Regions from separate parts of the Homo sapiens genome. Here region 2 is linked to region 1. Evidence: chromatin loops called from intact Hi-C (ENCODE). Cell type or tissue: IMR-90. All regions are shown on one strand. Links, peaks and the distances in the headings refer to the core of each region. The heading gives the core; the rest is flanking DNA.

The links. A loop is a pair of places that touch in the nucleus more often than their neighbours do. Peaks named below come from ENCODE experiments on the same cell type or tissue, not always from the same donor. Only the 100,000 strongest peaks of a DNase experiment are listed, where the experiment ranks them.
Region 2: it touches region 1 in a loop (2.7-fold over the local background); 4 of 110 quality-filtered maps call a loop at or near these places.

Annotation. Positions count from the first base shown.
Region 1 is chr5:92,544,759-92,557,053 of GRCh38, forward strand. LOC105379082 (a long non-coding RNA gene) reads right to left here. Exons shown (of 4, transcript NR_188298.1): 4 at 8,379-8,713. Among named protein-coding and RNA genes, the nearest start is that of LINC02058, 390 kb to the right of the region's middle. In IMR-90, for the core only: no CTCF peak of the experiment used is centred there; DNase peaks (open chromatin) are centred at 3,783, 7,563 and 8,053; H3K4me3 peaks cover 248 bases; H3K27ac peaks cover 1,110 bases.
Region 2 is chr5:92,302,407-92,314,701 of GRCh38, forward strand. No RefSeq gene overlaps it. Among named protein-coding and RNA genes, the nearest start is that of LINC02058, 630 kb to the right of the region's middle. RefSeq lists enhancers at 1-263, 264-773. In IMR-90, for the core only: a CTCF peak has its summit at 7,189 (motif pointing right); a DNase peak (open chromatin) is centred at 7,195.

The DNA of each region.
Region 1 (12,295 bases), core at 2,614-10,613:
TAGGTGAGCTTGAACAGAGTCAGCAAACTTTTCCTGCAAAGGATCAGACGGTAAATATTTTAGGCTTGGTGGGCCATATGGACTTTGTCACAGCTACTCAACTCTGTCTTGTCATGAGAAAGCAGACATAGACTATACATAAACAAATGAGTATCTATAGACAATAAAATTTGAATTTTTTGCATGTCACATAATATTCTTTTTATCAACCACATAAAATACAATGATTCTTAGCTTGTAGGCTGTATAAAAACAGACGGCAGGCTGGATTTGGCCCATGGACTAGAGTTTGCCCACCCATGAATAGAATACAATCACATACAGTGATGAAAAATAAGAAAACGTATCTCTTAACATAAACTTTTATGCTTCTTATTAGATATTTAGTTCCACTTGGATTTGTTTTTCCTAATTATCTCTTAAAATGTGTCATAATTCTTAGATCAAAAGAATCCTAACTCACTGAAGCAGTTGGTGTTGAGTTGCAATTCAAAAATTCCAAACTCACTTGAAAGATTCAAGTTCTAACTACTAAGCGAACCCATTATATGAAATGAAAGCTTTATTACGTTATGTATTTGACATGCAAAAAATACTATTCATGTCCTTTGTTTTAAATATGAAATGAACACGTTTACTAAGATTGCCCTGAATTTGGAAGAAACCCTGGTCCCTTAGCCATCAATGGATGGCATAATTTTACTGAGTTGAATATTTCATTATGTAACCATGGTCTCACTGTTTAAGGTTTTCCATCAAGCCTTCTACACTGTCTCTCATATAAGCGATTATTTGCCGCTCTGCATTTACATTTGATATTCTTTCTGTATTAGTTCTGATTCCTGAGACACTATTGGAAGTATTAGAAATTATAGCCCTTGCTGGAAACAAAGAGAGGAGATGGTGTTAGGCCAGCAAAGCCAGGAAGCTTTCTATATGACGTTTGCTGAATAAATCAAATGTAAGTTCTCAGCAACTGTATTCTTGTTCTAAGTGTTTCTAGTAATAGAACTATTTCCAGCTAAACCCTCGTTAAGAGAGAGAGAGAGACAGAGAGATCAGTCAAGTAATTTACAAAGTGATCAGCAGTTTTTACTGTTTTTAACATGCCTTGCAAGCCAAAAGCAAGGTGCACCACCACCTATCAAAGCCTAGATAAGCACAGGTTTCCTGTCAGTTTCCCTTTTTGTCAGTTCTTGGCATATGTTACATGCTCAAGAACTATTCTATAAACAAACTTGTTTATCAGACTCAGTAATTAGGAGTTAAGATAAACAACTACATAATTTTCAAAACTCATTGAAAAGTAAAAACATAGGGTGTATAGTTCAAAGAGCAGGAAAGAGTACCATTAAAGGTACTAAGGCACGAAACTTCTTTTCTTTCAGAATTTATTTTTTCTCAACTTCTCTGTGCTGTTTGTCATGCTCCCATGGAATGGGATAGTTAGGGGGCGAGTGCAGATTACAGCCTCTCAGGGGTCCATACTGTTAGTGGCATTAGTTGCTGGATTGACACACTGTGTTGCTGGCAAGGGAGGGAAAGTCAATACCCCCTTCCCATGGGCCTGCTAGCAGAATCTGCAGCAGGTGAGATCCCTGAAGGATTGCAACCTCCACATTTGAGATGCACTCAGCTCCTGGATCAGGGTGCCCAATGAACTTGCCATCCTGGGGAATAGGGTTGGCTGCCTCCAGGCCCCACCTAGATGCCACAGAGTACATGTGGCCAACACCATCCTGCCTCATCTCTGTGCCCAGGCCTTGCAGTGGGTGGAGGACAGCTTTGGAATGCTGGTTGGATGTCTGAGAATCTGTTCTGGGGAGGTGGGGAGGCTTCAGGGACTCCAAGTCTCTCAGCACTTTTTCCATTGTCCATTTGACTACCCTTACAAAAAACAAAAGATAAAATTATTAAGAATTTCTAAATAGTGACCCTAAGCATCAGGCCTTTGTGAGAATGGGGCCTTCTTGACTGCACTAGTGGCTAACATTTATTGAAGTTCTATCAGCAAACTCTTCTAATCAATTTACAGTATACCTAATTCTCACATATGAAAACATATTGTGCAGAGAGGAAACTAAGTCACAAACATAAAGTAATTTTTTCCAAGTTCATGAAATCAGTATGTGGTGATGCCAAGATTCTATTAATACTACAGGCAGTCTGACTCCCAGGCTCTTCATTCTAAACCAGCTCAACATCTCATATGGTATAATCGCTTTAATACCTGTCTTGTAGGGACATGGATGAAGCTGGAAACCTCATTCTGAGCAAACTATCGCAAGGACAGAAAACCAAACACCGCATGTTCTCACTCATCGGTGGGAAGTGAACAATGAGAACACTTGGACGCAGAGTGGGGAACATCACAAACCGGGGCCTGTCATAGGGTTGGGGGAGGGGGGAGGGATAGCATTAGGAGATATACCTAATGTAAATGACAAGTTAATGGGTGCAGCACACCAACATGGCACATGTATACATATGTAACAAACCTGCACGTTGTGCACATGTACCCTAGAACTTAAAGTATTAAAAAAAAAAAAAAAACTTGTCTGTGGTTTTATACTTGGACCTACTTCTCTGGAGACTTTTCTCTTCCCCAGCAATGTCCTTTTTATGACCCATTGAAATCACATTAAAACTTAACCTGACATTTGACAGCTTAGAGCATTAGAAAGTGCTCAATAAACCTTAGCTTTTATTATTCTCTTCGAATTCTGCTTCTTGTCTAGGTATTCTTTCAAATGCATGTGAAGTATTGTTTGAACTGGCAATGGCTTAATGTGTACTTTTATCAGCTGAATATCCTGAAAGAGGTACCAATATGTACATTTCAATCCCCAAAACAAAGATATTGAGAATGTTCTTAAGATGGCCAACCCTTTAAAAATCCTTCAGATCCTTTAATTCAGTAAGTTTTTTGTAGGACTGTCTATATATGGGTACCACATTTATACATCAGTGAATGAGTATCTATTTTATATATCAAATAGAATGCAATTCCAGAACCTAAACGCCTCTTGAATATGTAGTTTTTCAACTTTATGAGATAGATACCTGAATAACACCTATCTTGTGTAGACAAGAAACCAAGTCCCAAGTAAACTGCCATTTTCTCTTGGTCACAAAGTTACTATAAGGTAATGCCAGGATGCTAATGTGGGCAGTCTGACTACAGGGTCCTCACTCTAAAATGGCACAAGATCCCATATGGTAGAGTAGCTTTAATATCCATAATATTAAACATTTATTCAAATGAAATTAGAATTCCACATAAAATGCTTAAATATTCAAAAGTAAAACTTAAGTTTCTCCTGAATTTCTTTATTCACATCAGAATACAATATTAGAATATTATGAAATAATTAAGACAAGCATAAAATATTTATTGAATACCTACTAAGATCCAGGCCTGATACAGATACTTTACACACATCAGTGAAGAAAATAGACAGATTTATATTATTGAGCAGCATATACTACAGCAGATAATTAAAGTTTTCTTAATAGTATCTGCTCTATTTTGGACAACTTTTAAAGAATTTATTTATAATAAAGATGTATTATACAAGTATAATTGTTTTATTTAAATGTTTTGACATCCAATGTTGAGGCAAATTAGATTGTATCCCTGTTTTTATCACCCTCATAGTATCTTCTAGTGGTGCTTTTGTTACTCCTTTCTTCCATTCCCTCTTTATTCTTTCTGTCTTTTTTAAAAACAGCTGCAGACCATACACTTTATTATCAGCTAAGGGATACGTTAAGTGGCTGCCTGCCCAACCACAGCCAGTTTGTATCCATGATCACTTGGCTTAGCTATCCCTGAAGGAAGTTAAGTTGTATCCTAGGGAAATTAGACTGAAAATCATTTTTTTCCCCATTGCCAGCCATTCCTAGAAGTTCTATGATTAATACAAATTTCACTTCTAAAATTATTTTATTCACCCAGTCGCTTTGAAAGTTATATACAATGCAAAAAATAAGAATGTTATCTCTTTACTTACATTTTAACACCCTTACAAAATCCCCTATATTAAAAATAATATTTAACATTATAGAACAAAGTTAATATTTAAAGAAGCTGAGTTGTTCATTTTTGTTTCGTTTTGTGTTGTGGTATGGGGGAACTTATTATTTTAGAATGACTCAGTTAACCCTTAATAGTTTCTACAAAATGGAAGATCATCAACGCAAAAGAAAATACATTTGAATTTCAAGAAACACTTCTAAGCAGCCTATACAAGAAAGCAGTGGGCATCAATATGAGGGCATTTTAATTTTTTTTAGAATTGTTCAACTTTTTACATGTCACACAATTTGAGATAACGGGACAAATATGTCAAAGGGGTCAGTGTGTCATATTCAGAGGAGAACCTGCTTTGATATCTGACAGATTAGGTTTGAATTTTGACTCTGAAACTTTATAGCAGGGTGGTTTGAGGCTTTTGGAATAAACATTCTGAGCCTTCATTTCATTATAATAGAAGAGAGGGATCATGACATCCACATATACAAAGCACTTGGCATACAGAGGTATGTACTCTATGGTAGATATTAGTATTCATCATGAGAGAGCCAGATTTAAGAAAGACAAAAATCCTATAAAGACACCGAACTGTTCATTCCAAGAACATAGGTTTTGTGTGATTAAGGAATTTGACAGGGAGGAATACACAAAGATAACAGACTGAATCAAACCATACCAAGATCTCTGAATACATGTCAAGAAGTAAAACAAAATAGTTATCTTTTAAAAACCAGTTTTGGATCAGGTACTATTAGGGTCTTTTACGTATGTTCTTCCAGGTATTCCTCAAAATAAAACTGAATCTCATAGCGATTGATTGAATAGAGCCAGACAAGAGCACGTGGAAATCCCACTTGCCTTCGTGTGCACCTTGATGTGCAGCTACTGACACAGAAAAATAGGAAGTGCATTGTGGAAGAGTTAAAGGGGCGCAAAAAGTTTTATTCTGGGAAAAAATGCTAGTTACTAGAGTACAGTCTTAACTGACCAAGAAAAATGTATATTTTGTCACAATTTCCTTTATGTTTCCATTGGGACAAAGCTAGTCTAATATATGAGACTCTTGAATGGCCCTTATCTTTGATATAAGTGGAGAGTATTTGCAAAATGTAATTTCCTTGCAGCCCACTTCATTATATATACCTATTTTCATAACAAAGCCTGTGAAGAAAAATTGATGTTAAAATCAATGCATTCCTTGAATAATTGAGATTTTTAAAATGGATCTGTACAAAAAGCTATCCTTCAGAACAATGTCTCTCAAGTACTGTTTGCATGAATTTACACTGATTTTCCTTTGGAATTTATCTCACTTAAACTATTCATTTTTTTAATCATTCACAATATTTCAAAGCTACTTCTCTGTTTTTAAGCATTCTACTTTAATTTGAAAATAAAAAGAATGTAATAAAATTGAATGATTAAATTGCACTTCTGCTAAGCAGGATTATTTTCTTATATCTTATATCAGAATTTTATTAGGTAATTGTTTTTCATCAGTATGTTCTGCCTACATCCTAGTAGTTAGGAAAATTGGAAAAGCATTGCCAGATTTTCTTTGTACAGACGTAATCTTTACATTTCTTAAATTGTGCTTGACAATTTGAAGTGATGACAAAATTATACCTTTGGTTGTATATTTTTCTTATCATACTAATTTGAATCTAATAGAGGCAATATAGAATTTTTTCTTTTGTCATACATTATAATTTCTATAATTCTTTATAATATTGAAATTCTGTAGTTCAACTATTGCTTCCTAAAATACAACATATGCTCAAATCAAACAAGATTATTAATTTAAACACATAAATATTAGCTTTATTATTGTTCCGAACTTAGTTTCCTTTTGGGTTGTAAAATATAAGATGTGAAACTTATCTTTTAAAAATCAAGTGATCTTTGATTTTGCTACATCATCTACTCATGTGTTCTGGGCCTCAGTGGGGACCAGAAAGCTAAGGACTTAACATGTTTCTATGACAATTTTAGGAAGAAAAAATAGTATCATTTTACATCTCCACCTTCTCTTCATCAGAAAACAGACCTTGAGAATTATTGTAGATAGTCTTACACCATAAAGATAAATGCAATTTTGAGGAACACGTAACATGATTGCTAAGCAGTTGTGTGCATATATGTGTGTATATATATATATCCAATTTTGCACATTTAGTAATAGAATAACATATTTTTAAAATGAGGTCTGCCCTCAGTAATAAACTTTCTTATTTGTTAACAAATACTTTTAAGAATTCTCTAGAGAATTCTTGGATTGAGCCATAGTTACCAGAAGAATACTTCTGACAAAGACACTTAAGCAGATATAAGAGAGCGCAAAGGGAAGGCAGAGAGATGTTTCAACGCTGTCATTTTAAAACTTCAAAAAGCATCTCCACATCAGAAGCGACTTCACAGATCCCGAGTCTCTACATTTCTGAGATATTGTTTGGTTTCATTTTTTTTTCTCTCCAGGTTCCAGGTTCCATAATCTTTTTAAGAGGTATAGGATTTGGGAAACATAGTATGGAGCATGAAATTTCTCTCTCTCTCTCTGTTTCTCTCTCTCTATATATATATGTATATATAAATATATACATATATATTTTTAAATTATCAGATTAGTGATTAAGACAGATATTAGAAGAGAAACAACAAAACTGTTATTTTTCTTTCACCATTCATAGAATTACTGGTACTTCTATATTAAGAAACAAAATAAAAGCAATCATTTAAACATAAGAAGTAGTATGATAGATATATTTTTGATAAAAATCAAGTAAATATTTGTCTCTAAATTCAAACTACCCACAGTGCAATCAGTAAGTATTAGAAAACAGGTAAAGACTTGTTTTATGTGCTCTGGCTATATGTCAGACACAGAAGAAACAAGTAGAGCTGATAACCCCTAACTTTTAAGGTCTATTCTAGACGTAAAGATGCAGTGTAGTTCCAAAATTATAGTTAAAAAATATATATATACAAATAATAAATCATCCACAGTAAATGTTGGAAACAGAAAAAAACAGGCAATATGTACAAATATATAACTTCTCTAATATGAATATTAAAAAGAATTTATAAATAATAGAAGCATGCTGATTGTTTTATAATATTTTCAAATTCAAATTAAGAAAAAGATAATGAAGCTGTATTCAAGAATATTAGAAGTATTGTGAATATATATAGGACTGAAAATGATTTTGTATAACAGCAAAAAGCAAAATTGAATGGCATTCTATTTAAAATGCTTTCTTTTTTATATTTAAATGTATTATTTTAGAGAAAATTCATCATTTAATAGGTGGCTAGCAAACTGTTTCAAAAAGCAAGATAATTTACAATTGAGTATAGTATATCAGCATTTCCATATTTTGCATCATCTTGATTTAATATTTCTGGTGCTTCAGCAACGCTAGTGCCCATTCTTGGTAACCACATCACCACAGAAATGTAATATATGTGTTCCGTATCGTTTCCTGCATTATGTGTGTGGGTTGTGGTTGTTGCTTAAGTTCCCATGACTATTGAGTGAGGAAGTTGGGTATAATTCCTGGCAGCATAGTAGTTTATCCATTACACTAAAGAGCAGATCGTATTTCAAAATGTTTTTCTGAGATCATTACAGCAACAAATGGCAGGGTTATCAGCCTTATTACCAATTGCCCAGAAAATGTGGGGAAAAAAAGCCACTAAAAATAGCCACAGGAAGCAATAATTTCTATGACAAAATGTTCGGCTGTTTACTTAGTACGCTAAGTAATATATTTTTGATCAAAGATAAACAGTTTAAAAAGTTACATTTGTGTTGTGGGGAGGCAAGGCTGAGGGAAGGAGGAAATTGCTGTTCCCTAAAGGCTGATGTACCTTGTAAAATAATCTGTCTTCAAACTCAGAATGAAAGGGAGCCAAAAACAGCTTTGAATTACATGAAGACCCTGGAGAGGCTGTTCATTACACAATTTGCTGTAGTGGTTTGCAGATGTCTCATTTTGTGAGTCAGATTATGCACTTTATTTTTTGTTGTTTAAGTTATGTTGTATAGCGTTGGTTATAAATTCTTTCCTGATTTGTCACAATTTCTCTGTAAACAGCACAATGTCTACTTTGAACAAACTGATACATTGTACCCCTGCTGTTTCAAAACTGTGACTGATGAAAGAGCTGTACTCTGGCTCTGAAGCAAGTAAGGTACTTAGTAGAAAATGGCCCTTTTATATAGTGCATCCAACTATAACATCAGAAGGCTGGACTTGTAACCACTTTATAGAGAAAGTACCCAAGAGTACATGGTGAGGTGATCAGCAAAATGCCAACTCTGAACAGCAATGAGGCAGTGATGTCAAATGACCCGTTTTGGCACATTTTATTTTAAGGATGTAATCCTGTAGCACATACATAGTCCTTGCTAAAGTTAATAAAACTTCCATTATAAGCTAAGAAGTCTTACTAAAAAAATACTTATTCATAGATTTGTTCTAAAGTTGGGTTCCTGGTTTTAACTGAGGTCATATTCAGGCAATAAAGACTCTAACAAGAAAAAACCTTTTTTCCTTAATTTGGGAAAAAAATGTCATTATGCCTTGGGAAGTATTATAATATTGTTGTAATCATCTGCAATCCTCATTAGTCTTCTTATTATATCTGAAGCACTTGTATTTGTTGAAGTAGAAGCAGCTGAGATAAAAGAAATTTGAAAGTGAAATCATTACACATTTGAGTCAGTGCCTTTTTCAAACTGGAAGCCTGCTCTATTACTCTTAATGAGCTGATGCCCCAAATACTGAAAATGGATTCATATTTCTTAACCTCTTTTGAACCTCTAGTTAAAAACTGTGGTGTGAATTCAAAAGGAAAAAAGAATGTCAATGGTGTTTTTAAACTATTCATTTGGGGAACTATTAGTCAACCTTTACAAACTACTTGATAGTAATATTTAGCCAAGTCTAAAATTAATGTTTTTATCGATTAGAATACTAAAAGAAACCTATTTTAGTAGTTATTTTATATTTTTAAGGATCGATTATATGTCATATAATTCATAAACAACAGTTAATAGATACTTAAAATTTAAGAAAATATTTACATGTTAAAATTAAATATTAATAACAATATATGGATAAAAGCATATAGAACTAAATATACATGCACACAAATGAGTAAAAATAAAACTGAAAAAGCTGGATAAAATTGATATCAAAGTCAATATCCTAGGCTAATGTTATACTATAGTTTACCTTTAGCAGAAACTAGGTAAAGTATACACAGTATCTCTTTATTATTTCTTTCAACTGCATGTGAATATAAAATTATCTCAATACAATTTTCATCTAAAAATTAAATGTTACATAATTACAATTTGATCTATCTATAGCCTCTAAATTTACAAAAGGAATAGGCATTTTTAAATAACTGCTCTAGATATTTAATCGATAATAAATACCTAGTAAGAGGAGATACCCTAAATTTAGCATATTAGAAGTCAAGTACACATATAGTATGAGATTTTATAGGTTAATAAAATATAATGTTAATTTAGAAGAAAGGGAAGTGTTTCAATATTTGAAAAGAGCAAATTTCTAATTCCCAGGTATTGTGCATTTTCACTGCATCTAGTGAAATCACTGTTATAAACCACTCAAAGCAACATCACTGGTGTTGATTTTATTTGAAGATAATATAATCCAGTTTTATATTGTACTTTGTAAATCAAAAGCAACATGGGACAGGGAATGTTTGCAGTACAGATCTAAGTTGGAGGAAGACATCACTTTTAATTAAGAAGCACTAAAGTGATATATAGTTCTATAGGAAAAGTGCCAGATCAGAAGAAGTGAAAACACTTAGGTTTTAATAGTTTCCTTTTGGTGACTCTAACTATGCTAATTTGTCTTTGATAAATTGTGACAAGGACTGTCAACTTAAATGGTCAACATACTCATTAAAATTAAGCAATAACATTTCTATAGTAATAATCTTAGATATGTTTAAGACTTAGCCCTTTTTCTGGAAGTTAGAGTCTAATAATCTCTGCTTAGTCCCCCAGGGAGTGGGGTGAGGGGAGGGTGGTGGCGGCATTCAAGTTCTGGCAGCATGTGAAACAACAGGCAACCCTCAGGAATTTCAGGGCCACACAATCTACTTGAGTTACATGATACACTTGTGATTAACACTAATTCATTTAATGTGCTCAAGTATCTATGTACCCAGTTAGAAGATTCAGATCCTATAATATTCCTAGGTATTTTGTATTTCATCACTTTATTACTATTTTAATGTTGACACAAGGACCCAAGATCCAATCTTCATGATAAAGACAAAATTTCTTATTAACAGCTAAGGTGAATCCACAAGTTGACATTCTAATACAGTGTCAGAAGACGGAACCAAGGGATTGCCTTGGGTGGGCATCAACATTGAATCACTGCAGTTGGAAATAACAATCAGTTTTGTTTTTATGATTTCGCATTGATGTTTACTTATATTTAAGCTCCTTTAGAGATTTCAAATGACCAGACCACCAAGCCTGGCTGCATTTTCCTTGAAAACTATTAAGAAAAAATATATAGAGATCAGGAAGACTTTGTTGATTCTTTGCAATTTGCATGTGCACTATACGAAAACTAGGAGAAATCTGAAAAAAAAATCAGATATCCATATGTTATTTAATACCTCATATCCAGATGTTTTGGAGGTCTGGTGTTATAAGGTTTATAGCTTTAAGACTGCATATATTTTCAGAAGTCAAATAAAATATTGCATTTTATTTATTCATTTGTTTCTCATTTTGATTTGTTTCTACTATCTTTTAGAATTACCAAGAAATTTTATGGAAATCATCATTTTGAAGTCAGGTAATAAGCAGAAAAATAAAGAACTGCAATATTATCTATCTTCTTAAGTGTATATTTAGCATTCTCTTGTTCAGTTATCCAGATGATTAAATTTATTTCTTGAAAAGCAAATCACATATCAAATTTGGCCTTACTTTTTGGCACATATGATGGTAATGTGGATTAAATGTTATGAAAACAGCTAAATTTAATTAAAAATATACTTTAGAACTAAAAAACTAAAAATCTCAGGTTAAAATTTTTTCATAATCTGTGTAAATCTGAAAATACGAGTAAAATTATTGAATTGTATTGAAATGAAGGTAGGAAAAATAAATTTTATAAAATGTTTACATATATTTATAAACTATGTATGTTTCCTTTATTACTAGTTTAAATGTCCTTACTCATAAACAGAAGATCTAAATATGGGAAATAATCAAATTCCATCATGTTTAATATTTTTCTTTCTCCAGTCATATAAACATTGATTCATGACTTATTTTCATATTTTGTTGCTCAAAAGCTATAGTTGACAGGGTAGGACATTTGAATATGTTCTGGGTAGCAATTTTGTTACCTTAATTTATAATTGTAAATATTTAGAGACATGAACTCCATTTGTCTTCCTGCCCCAGGCAGGCTACTGTTAGGTGAGACTATACAGATCTTTTTTTTTTAAGTCATATTATCATTATCTGATATAGTTTGGATGTGTGTCCCTGCCCCAATCTCATATTGAATTGTCTAACTGTAATCCTCAATGTTGGAGGTTGGGCCTGGTGAGAGGTGACTGGGTCATGGGTTGGAGTCTCATGAATGGTTTAGCACCATCCCCTTGCTGCTGTTCTCATGATAGTGAGTGAGTTACGGGAGATCTGGTTGTGTAAAAGTGTGCAGCACTTCGCTGCTGGCTCTCGCTTGCTCCTGCTTTCAGCATGTGCCTGTTCCCCCTTTGCCTTCTGCCATGACTAGAAGCTTCCTGTGGTCTCCCCAGAAGCAGATGCCACTATGCTTCCTGTACAGCCTGAAGAACTGTGAGCCAATTAACCCTTTTTTCTTATAAATTGCCCAGCCTCAAGTATTTCTTTATGGCAATGCAAAAACAGAGTAATCTTTTCTTCAAGATCCTTCCTCACAACTAAGAAGTTGACCCTGCCTTTTCTTTCTTCCATGTATATGGGTTTTCTTTACAGTGCCCTCTAAATTTCAATGATTGGTTTATACTTCACTCTTCCTGGCTAAACTGTATTTAGATTTTAAAAATCACTCTGCTTTACTTAGTATTAGAACTCTAATGCTCTATAGCAGTCATGTACCTGGAACCTAGTAGTTGCTCATGAAAATGTATGTTCAGTTTTATGTTGAATTTGTGTTACTGAAAACCATCTATCAGAGTATGGATTACACTTTAGGTCAGGGGTGT
Region 2 (12,295 bases), core at 2,729-10,728, 240 kb before region 1:
TTTTTGTTTGTCTGTGCCCTGCCCCCAGAGGTGGAGCCTACAGAGGCAGGCAGGCCTCCTTGAGCTGTAGTGGGCTCCACCCAGTTCGAGCTTCCAGGCTGCTTTGTTTACCTAATCAAGCCTGGGCAATGGCGGGCGCCCCTCCGCCAGCCTTGCTGCCGCCTTGCAGTTTGATCTCAGACTGCTGTGCTAGCAATCAGTGAGACTCCGTGGGCGTAGGACCCTCCAAGCCAGGTGCGGGATATAATCTCGTGGTGTGCCATGTTTTAAGCCCGTCGGAAAAGCGCAGTACTCGGGTGGGAGTGTCCCGATTTTCCAGGTGCGTCCATCACCCCTTTCTTTGACTCAGAAAGGGAACTCCCTGACCCCTTGCACTTCCCAAGTGAGGCAATGCCTCGCCCTGCTTCAGCTCGCGCACGGTGCGCACACCCACTGACCTGCGCCCACTGTCTGGCACTCCCTAGTGAGATGAACCTGGTACCTCAGATGGAAATGCAGAAATCACCCGTCTTCTGCGTCGCTCACGCTGGGAGCTGTAGACCGGAGCTGTTGCTATTCGGCCATCTTGGCTCCTCCCCCCATTTCCCTATATTTCATACCTTCTTACACAGAAGGTAATAATTGATTCCCAGATTTGTTGTTTATATGCTCTTAAACTTAATAAAGACCTTATTTATGTATAGGAAGGGCCATTACACCAAAGTTAACATCATGCTAGGGCAAAATTATGTATTTTCCCATTAGTGTCATCTATCTTGGAGAGGGCATGGAAAATGATTTTTATAATATTTTTACTATTAAAAATTAATATAAAATATCTGAAATGGAGTTGACAAATGGAGATTATTTGTTCCAATTCCTATTTATTTATGAAAAAATTGAGGCTCAAAGCTACATCATTTTACTAACAAAATATTTGCACTATTGTTAACATGTATTACATTCACTTGTAGTATTATCCTCAATTTACATATATGAATATTGATTCAACTGACTTAAGTAATTTATCTAAAGTTACATCACTGGCCATTGGTGAATGAGAGACTTGAACCTACATAATCTGTCTCTGAATTCTGTGGTCTAAACAATATGTAAAATTCTTATCTTTAAATTTATATTCAAGTGATCTTTCTCTGGCTCTCTTATATCTCATCAGTAAAGTAGAAAAACAAAATAAAAGTAAACCAACTTTTTGAATGGAATGTTGGTTACATTTTTTACCTTCTAACTAGGAATCATTTTTAAAAATAAAACTCTGGTGAGTTGCATCCAGCCCAGGAATATATAAATGACAATTGCTGAAAGAGATCTTTAACTAGGGTTTTTATGTTACCTGGTGACTGGTAGTTCTCCCATCTAAAAAAATCATAATTTATTTTTTATTAATACAGGATTGGTTTGGTTTGGCTCACAGATCTTGGCCACTGTGTCCTCTCTCGGTTACACTGCATACTCTCAGGCTGTAGCAATGGAGAGAATCAGAATTTACTCTCTTAGATGGGAAGAACCACTTTCTTATTAGGGTGCTAGATGAGAATGACTTAAGAATTGCTCCTGGCATTTTCATGTTTTCATGGAAGCTGTCTCTCCATTTCTTTATCCCAAATGGTAACAGTAACGGAGAAACTTGTTCCATCATTTCACATCTAGTAGTACATGAGGGTCACTTGAATCAATTGCCAGTTAATATTATACCCATTCACTATAAAATGTTCAAGGGGAAGAAACTATATTCATTAAAGAAAGCAGGATAACAAGGAAGAACGTATGTTTTGTATTTTGTGACTGGGAAAATTTTAATATTTATACATTAAAATGACAATTATATAAGTAGTTCTTTAAATCATGAAATTATTGATACTCAATGTTTTGCAAAGGAATTTTGTATTCTTAAAAGTGTCTTCTTTGTTTAGAAGCTTAACATTAAAGAAGATGAATTACAAATCTTCTAAGCTCAAACATTTTTAGCGTAAATTATCTCTTTTATTTTCCTTGATGAATTTAGAATCCCTACCAATAGCTGTAACTATTTTTCTATTTTAAAATTAAACATTAAATAATCACCAGTAACATTTTTGAAGGCTTTAAAAATAGTGTCAAAATAGTTAGGTCATATAATTTCAGTCAGAAGCAAGGATGTGAACATTTTACTTGTAATCTTATATTGACTTTCCATGAAATGTTTTTAAAATCTTGCCAAGAACTTAGAGACCACCATTTAACCATTCATAGACAGCCTAGAAGTAGAGTAACACCACTGTAATAAACAAAGTTTTATTTTTTTGTTCTCATGACACCCTTCTCCTTGAAAAACATACAATATTTTTAGTAATTTTTTTCACCAAAGAAGTGGCTTAAGTACTTGCTTGATTTCAGTTGAAGTAAAATATCTAATTTCTAAAATTATTTCTTTTGGTGTTTTTAATGTCTTTGAATTCAAATGAACAAGATTTTAAAATCTTATTATGGCTCAAAATAGATGGCAAAACATATGAGCAAAATGAAAGTATGAAGGATTTTACATCCTGAGGCCAGTGGCTTATCTATTGGAACACGTTGGGTCCCTGGTGTGGCACAAAAACACTCAATTTCACTCTTGCTTCAAGAAGTACCATGTATAAATGTTCCATGTAACAATTTGACCATTTACAATTGAGGGGCCACTTTAAACTGGAGTAATACACTCAAGAGAGTTATGGTGACCACAAAAAAAAAATCATTATAGGTTTATGCAGTAGTTTCAGGTACCAGAGGGAACAACTTCTTCGCAGAGAATGCCTTAAAGTGAAGTAGCATGTTCCACAAAGAACAAAACGTCTCCTTAGAATGAACAAGTAAGTTAGTTTGCTAAAAGGTACAGTCAATTTCCTCCAAAAATATTGTGGCTAACTGATCTTATTTCACTTTCTTACCATAAATCATCTCTCCTTTGACATGCAGTGACCTTGTTTGAGGAATTTCAGTAATTTTAAAATGAAACATTTTATTAATTAGGCTAAGTCATATTCTGTTTTAAAAAGATATGATTACACAACAAATAAAATACATAGTCTTACTGAAAATTATATTATAGGCTAGTCCAGCAATTCAGGAGCAGTTCCATCTTTCTAAGTTTTTGTGATTGTTGAATGAGACCAAAGGAGATAACAGAAGAACTTGAGAAACTCTAGCCCCAGCATCTTGAAATGAATGACAAGATACAGAAGTCTACAGCCAAAGGTAAAGAAGAGTAAGTGAGAATATTACTGGGAGTTAGAGTGGTAATCAGATGTTAGTAGCAAGTATTTCTGGAGGTTGTCAAACAGTAGGCAAATAACCATAATATACCAGAAAAAATAAATTATAAATCTAATATCTAGACCACATCAGGAAATTCTGGTTTTGATTGTGTACAGGTATGTCTTCATTTGCTGAATAGATTTGTGAAACAAAATTTTCTGCAAATAAATTTCAGAGTGGTGTTTTAAGGTAGTGAAGAAGACATAAGATTTGGAATCAGACAGATTTCAATATTAATTCCAACAACTGCTCCTGAAGGCTGTGTTAATTTAGAGAGATTATTCACTTACCAAAGCCTCAGGCCTTCTATCTGTAAAGATGGAGCAATGTCACATTAAAAAATACACATGAAATACCTATGAATCAGCCCTAAAACATAAGACTTGGTTAATGCAATCTTTTTTTCTTTCTCTCTCTTCCTGGTTTTTCTTTCCTTCTTCCTGTATCAATTCCAGTCACTTGTCAATAGGTAAATGAAAGTAGAAAGATGTGTTTTGGGGAAATTCCTTCAGTAAATGAACTTATTAAAACTACAGTATCAGAGAGGCACTGAATATTCTGGACCTCTACCTCTTTCCTTACTAGACTATTTCAAATTTCCCTTTGCTGTCACAGGGAGTTCTCAACATTTAGTGATTCCCATGTCACAATTTCTCACCTCTCAATTGGTCTGTCTATAGAGAATGTTGCATTGCAAAATTCTCTGAGACTGTATTCAAACTTACTAGAAAAAGGTGTCATGGTTGACTATAATGTTCCATATATTCTAGAGTAGATCATTTTCCCTCTCTGAAATTGGGGTGTGTCTTGCACTCAATGGCATGTTAAAGTCTAGTTGGCAACCGTATTTTTCTGTTTTTAAATTGAACATAAAATAATGGTGTGTCTCATGATTGATGACATCTTAGAGTTAAAGAAACATGGTAGCAGTGTCTGACATAGGCACAGAAGAGACAATGTAGGCCAGCCATCTTAGACTTAGCAAATTTTATTTACCTTAAAATTTATATTGCGTAAAATTAGTTGAGTCACTGTTTTATCAAGAGCTATTTTGTAATTCTCTAAAACCAGATTACTTAGCATCAGATATACTTATATGCATATAAAAGTAAAGAGATATAAATGTATTTTCTACTTTTTTATGACTCTAAGTTTATTAATGGTATGTGAAAACTGTCTATATTCATTCAGTATTTGAACAAAACCTTACCCAGCATTTCAAAATATTTGCAGAGACAATGCATTTACTCTAGAGAAATGTGTTATTTTTTTACCTATATATACTTTTTATATAATAGTTTATTACCTACAGATGGCTAAAACATACATTCATAATGTATACTCCAGAAAAAAAATATGTTAAGGTGTTAAATGTTGTCATGTTAAATTAAAATGTTTAATTAAATTAATTTTTTTAAAGAATCATAAATACAGTCTTAAATGTACATGGTACCATCGTAAATACCATGGCCAGAGTTCTACGGTATATCCCTGTAGTTATATATTCTTATTGGTAAATATAATTATAATTTTAGATAATTATTTACATTTCTTTATATATTGTATGCCTCTAACTATATGGTGCATTAATTCTAAGACATTGATTCTAAACTTTTAACCTCTCTAAGAGAGAATCTTGTCTTATAGTCCATGATATAATTATAATTGGTAGAGGTTTTTTTTTCTTAATGGCACCAAAATGAATTGTACACTTTACAATCAATGGAATCTTAGATTAAACGTGGAATAGAAAGATACATATAAAGAGAGCTAAAAAAGATAAATTTTGTACATAGATACTACCCTACTCTTTTTTCCCTCATGACATAAATTATTATTCTGGAAAATATATTGCAGGAAAATATATTACAAACCAATAATTACTTTTAAGAGAAGCTAATTTACTCGAAATTTCTTCTAAGTGTGCAAGGAACTCAGTATTTTGAAGACATTCTTTTAATTTCCAAAGTATTATAGGGTCTTAATATTAATATGATGGAGTGGAGTAAAATTATAGAGTAAAGGAATATAAATGGTGCTCATAGCCTGGATTATATATTTATTGATTATTAACATTATTTCCTTTGCAAAGAACCTGAGTTTGTGCTCAGAGTTTAATTAATTATTTTCTGGTGATAGAAAGCTATTTTTATTTGGGGAAAAATATTACATAAATATTATTTTAATAATATTTATGCATTCCATATTTGATTTAATTGAAAATGAATCCATGAAATATATTTAAAACATACTAAAATATATATGATTTTTAAATAAAAGTAAAAATACATTAATCAAAATATTGTCACCTTTCATCTGGCATAACTCACTAATTTGAAACTAGTTTAAATTATTAAATAACTATGCATATAAAGATATAACTAAGTAAATATCCCTTTCTATTAATACTGGAAAAGTTAAAAAGATTTTAAACATTTCCACCTATGATGGATTGAGTAAATACATAACAATTCACTCATGTAATAAAGAGTATGCTTGCTATTAAAAGTGAGATTGCTAAAAAAAACAAACATGAAAAAGAGTCAATGTCTGTGAAATAATGCTACTAAAATGATTACAAATTTACTCATATATTGGGAAACACAAATGCTTATTACATTTCCAATATAAAAATGTGTATACTTCTGATTTTTCTATAGTGAACATACTGAGTTTTGTATGTTTAAAAGATAAGAAAAACAATTAAGACAGAATACACCAAGAGTCAATAAAACTTAATGATAAGAGCAGCTAGGAAATGTGAACAAAAACTTAAAGACAAACAATTTTGTCCTTCTATGTGTATTCTTACCTAGTTTATGTAAAGGAAGCATAAGTGCATCATTTGGGTGATGATTAATTGAGTGTTTAACTTTAGACAGGCAAAGGTATGTTGGAACCAGCACACATACAGAAATAGCTCTCTCACATGTAGATATTGCTTGCACAAACTGTAGAACCTATACAATCAGCACCTCTCTCTCTCTCTTTTTTTTTCTTAAATAATGACTCTAACTTTAGATCTTTCCTTTGCTCATATTGAAAGTCATCCAGAAAAGAAGTTTTCAGATTGTACAGTTAGTATTTGAACTGGCAGCAGTGACCTGATCTAAGAGCACAGCCTTTTTCACAAGCTTTGATGTGCTGTCAGGACAAATCCTGGGATTCTTGGCATCAGGTTTTAATTTGCTATCATGAAAATGAATTGCATATTCAGTACTATGGCAGACAGTTTCTGTCTATTACCAATCTTGGGAAGTAGTTGGAAGTGCTGCTTAAGTCAAATGATCAGAAAAAAAAATGATAATTTGTCAGTTTCATTATGTGTCTAGTAATTTGTCTCATTCATAATAAGTATTTAGGACATTTTTGATTGGGTGTCAGGCATGCATTACCTCTGACAGTAGAATCTGTTGCCACATGTAGTCTGGGAGAGCACTGGTTAACAGCATATGGGAACTCTTTCTCTCACTGCTTATAAAAATATTGAACGGTCCTACAGTTTTAGAGACTATTAGAAATAAAGTGCTGAGATCAAAATAAAGAGAATTTGCACTTCTTACAATACTCAATTCATAAATGTCTTACACTCGATGTGTCTGTTTTTTTGGTGTGTGTATAATTGTTAATGAGTGCCATGATATTTTTAAAGAAATAAGAAATCTTAGAAATTGTAATCAAAGTGGTTTTATCCTGAACAGCAGTGCAAAGCCCTGTTTTAGGAAAAATTAAGAGCATATGTTCCAGAATTCAGCCCTAATTTGCAATGAATTGCTTCAGTAAAAGCACTTATATCAGTACTGTTAATCTTAATGGTTACAAGTGACCCATGTTTTAATAATCCAGAACATCAGTTGAGTACAAAATCTCTTTTTCTAATTAAGAATGTTTGACCACAAGAGGGAGTTCCTTGCCAACTGTTTACTTAGCCTCAGCAGATATGATGGGCCAGAATTTACACAGAAAAATACCTTCAAATATATTTAGTTTCTTCAGTGCTTTTAGATTGAGAAAATGATGACAATCTATTTAAATTTAGGTCTTCATGAATTTTCAGAATGAAATATAATTTGCACTATGAAATTCTTAGGTTAGCATACCAATCATTTTTTAGGAATGAAATGATGTGCCATGTTTTTGAAAGAGGTTTCAAAATTTGCACCTGCAAATTTGCAGTGCACCAGTTTGTGAACAAAACCCACACTGATATACCAAAGACCCTTTGAGGCCATAGATTGTGCCACTGTACACCAACTTACTTAATTTGCATAAAGAAAGATAGCTTTGTCTACATAAACTGACACACATATTTTTGCCGAATTTGGTATCATCAGTGAATACAGTATAGGATGTGGAATGTGACTTTGAAGGTACAAAACTAAATTAGCATGTTTGAAGAAAAAAAGTTAATCCTTCAACTAGTGGACTCCTTGGCATACAAATCAAGGCTATTTTCCTCATGATTAGGTATGTAATATACCCAGTATCTCAATCATATATTAGAAAACTAAAAATATTTCCTACCTCATAATGATTTGCCTTAAAATTACATGTAATCCAGAGCATCCCAGTAAAGTGTGTTCTGACACAACTCTGAAAAAGTAACAGCATAATTAGGAAATACTTTATGCAATATTCCATGTGTGCTTCTTTTTAATTAAAGAAAAAAAAAAGTAGGATTGTTTTAAAACTTGCATATTATTCCCCCAAGAATTTGATTTCTGTTGTGGTTATTCCTAAAGTTTTATACCATAGCCTCCTGAAGTGATACTCAGCAGCATCTTCCTCACCGTAAGATGAGAGCAAGAATTCTCCATGGCAAAGCACAGGGGCATTTAGAGATAGGCACTCCAGCCACACCTATCGAGATAATTAATAAGTGTAACAGTAGTAAATGCAGTAATTTTGGCAAAACTTATTTGGAGAAAATGACTGTATCTCACATGTGTCGCACTGGCTATAATACAGGATATAGGAGAAGAAAATACCAGTAATTCTTTTTACTGTTACCTCCCACCCCCTGTGGTTCTTAGGATTGTATTATTTTAAACCTTTTTTGACACATTTTGCCCCATGAAGTCATGCATTTTTAAGAGCTGATCTCTTTACAGTAACTTAAACTGACAAGTAAGGAAAGCAGAATTCTTTGGTGACCCCGGCAGTTCTGCAGCTCACTGAAAGGCTTCTCCCCAACCTGTTTCTAAGACAGACATGGTGAGGAATACAAGGACAGCACGTGCTTATATATATTCAACAATAAGAATTCAAATACAATAAAATGCAGGGAAAGTCACAAGACACTGTGAAAACACATGCACGAAATTATAGACAGAAATAAGTTTGAAATAAATATCCTTTGTTGGTGTAAAGTTGAGAAATGATAAATCATTCATTTTAGTCTGGAACCAAAGTCAAGCTGACAATAACATGGAGAAATGAAGATTTATCTTATTTTTTCAGCAAGTTGTTGCAGGTATACTGTGCAATCTTTTATGGAGTAGGAAAGTGGTTAATTTTCCTTCCTTCCTTACCTCCTCTCTCTCTCTGTTTCTCTCAGATGCACACACACACGCGCTCGCACAGACACACACACAGAAACGATACATGTACTTTTCTTTGGGGTTAATTATATTAAGATTCTTAACAGTTGTATTAAAAATATGCCTAACACTAAGCCTTAGTGAAAACATCTGGAAGTTTTGGTTTCCATGATGTAAAAAATCCAGATGTTTGGAAATATGCTTACTGACTGATTTGTATATGTGTGTGTGAGCACGTGAGTTTGTGTGCATATATATATATATATATGTGTGTGTGTATAGTCTTTTGCTTCACTGGTGTCATGAAGACAAAACCTTGAACTCCACATATTGTCATTATGAAACATAGTGATTTCCAAAATCCACCTTATAAACTTATAACATACATTATTAACATTTTATTTTAGCAAATCTCTCACACTATCAATGTATGGATATTTGAAATTGAAATAAGACATCATGCTAACTATCTGCAAAGGAGATTAAATATCAAGTCCAACTCTTTAATTTAACATAGTTGGCCATAAAGAACCAGAGACGCTCAGAGTTACTTGCTCATAGGGACATTTCCAACTCTTTCAAAGTTGGGACAAAACTCCCAGTCCTAACTTCCCAATCCAGGAATACTGTTTTCATATCATAACAAGTAGCATCCATACATGATAGGAAAAAAACCTGAAAGGGAAAAGAATTGTAGCCTTAAGAGTTTCACTAAGAAATTCATGTTTATTTGAACTTTAAAAAGGGATCATGTATTTTATTATTTTTAGTAATGTCTTGGTGTTTTACTTGACTGATATATTTTAAATATTATTGGTGCTATTAATGCTTTTGTTATGATGATTATGACATTAATAAATTATAATTCCACAAAACCAATTTACATGCAAATGTAGTAAGCAAATTTTATTCATCAGTATAAATTACCAAATAAGAAGAGCATACAACTTCCTAGCAGTGTGTTCCAAGTCAGGTAAGATGAGTGAGTTTTTCAGTCGCAAAATGACTTCGATAAATTCTAATAAGCCATTCAAAAAATGTAGCTTAAAATATGCCAAAATATCCACATGCCGCCACTGGACTGAGGGCTTCAGTTAATACTGCAAAAAGCTATCTTTAATAGCTATTGGTTGCTCAGCAGGATGAGTAAGGCTGGGATTAGAGATAATGATACTTGTTGGAGCCACAGGGAGGCAGAGGAGAAAGCGATCGGCCTCCCTTGGCTTTGTAAAAGCATATTGAAAAGAAACTTATATTCAGGAGAACATGATACTAGGCAGTGATACATCTGATAATCTAAATATTTCTTTTTTTTCTTTTAAGTTGATCTGAGACAGCTATTTCACATTTAAATATAGTATTGAAATTCTTAGACGTCAGAGAACACATCGTGAAATCTCTCTTGTATTAGCCTCTCCTTTTTGCATTCCACTGTCTCCATTCTATTTCAAACCTTGTCATCTTAGTGAATATCAGTTTACTGATATTCTTTCCTTTGCGATTGTCCTACACACAGTACCTCTCCAAAGTAGTGCAAACTAATTGCAAAAGCCAGAACAATCTTTCTAGTGGGCTGCTGTGATTGTGTTACTTCCTTATGCTGAAACTTGCTCTTTCATATTCAGTACAAAACAAATTTCATGTAATAACATTTAAAGTTTCCTCCTAGAAGATATCAACTTGTTTTATTGTTGTTCTTGTTGTTTTTAATGAACACTGTTCCCATGTGAAACGTTCCTTGAACTACTGTGTCCTTTCAGACTCATACTATGGATTCCCTCAGGCAGGAAAGCCTACCCTTTGCCTGTTGAAATCTAGCTACCTTTTAAGGCCCAGATCAATTAAGATGTACACTATAAGTCTTTCTTCGTCTCTGTTATGAATAGATCCCTTACTGCTCATCTCTTGATAGCAGTCAATTTGTACCACTAACAACAACACCTATGCTGAAATTATAATTATTTGTTTGTAGGTGCTATTGCCCCATCACATTTTGCTCCCCTCTATGGCATAGACCATGTCATATCCAACTTTATCGTGCAAGACTGTCTGTTTGCTACATAATAGGCTCTACATAAGTTATTTGAGAATTGATGAATTAATTGAAATTTTAAAACATAGTAGATTGCATGAACATGAATATTAGCAAAAATAACTTTAAAATATGCCAAAATATTCACCTGCTGTCACTGGACTGAGGGCTTCAGTTAATATTGCAAAAAAAGCTGTCTTTAATAGCTATTAGTTGCTATTAAATAGCGATTTTTAGGATTTAAAGCCATTTAAATTCAGAACTTTTAGTGACTTACTGTGCCAGTGGCCTTCTGTTTGTCCCTCCAATGGCCAAAAAAGAACATTACAAGAAGGTTGCAACAGTGAGAAAATGAATGCGCAGAGGTCTACTCCCCCTGTGCCTTCTCTCAGAGATTACATTGGGATAGTTTCTTTTGACCAAAGGTCCTGGCTCCTTTCAGAAGTAAGGTTCTCCCAAGCTCTCTCTCTCCATGTTCTGATAACTGCCTCTTCCTCTTGCCCTTCAAGCTGAGGTATGTTATTTAAGCCCTTCTGTCACTACTCCCAAGAGGCTGCACTGTTTCTTGCAGCATTTCTCTGTCCCACTCATGCCATTATAATTAGTCCCTTTAGTAAACTCTGTTCCAATTTTTCTATCTGATGGTGTCATCTATTTTCTGACAGGAGCCTGACTGAAACATCTATAAATGTGTATGGATTTATGGTGCATATACTTTGTGTATCTACAAAATGACAATTGTCAACAGCCATGGGGAATTACTAAAACTAACAAATGACTATCTTTTCCTTAGAGTATTATAGTAACAATCTTAATTAATTTGATCACCAATAATTCTATTCAATGAGTGAGCATTAACTTCAGTTCTGCTTTTAGCCATTACTATACAACAGAGAACATAGACAGATAGATATAGATAGATAGATGGATAGATAGATAGATAGATAGATAGATAGATAGACACATGTATATACACACATGTATTCCTAAGTCCTTCTTTTCAGAATATAAAGTTATTGAAGTGTTCAAGACCTATGCACAGACAACATCTCTTGCCAACTAATGTCTATATAAAGTCAATATACCAGTTATTCTAATTGATAATTGTGAGTCATAATTACATCTTTGATTTTTAAAAAAAATCCTATGATAGCACTTAAACTGCTTGCCAACCTTTCCGAAAGCTGAAGTAATTTGTTATTTTTATAAGTAGGCAAAACTTAAAGTTTTTCTTAAATATCTATGCACTACCTCGTGTCTTGTTAGATTCTAAAGACACCCTATATTAATACACAATATGTAGTTTATTAAAAGCTTGGATGATAAAACCATTAATAAAATGTCTACTTAAAATAATATTTTTCAGAAGTTTGTCAAGAAGTAAAATTGACAAATTATATAGTATTGGTCTCCTGTTGGAAGACTATGCAAAATCAACAAATAG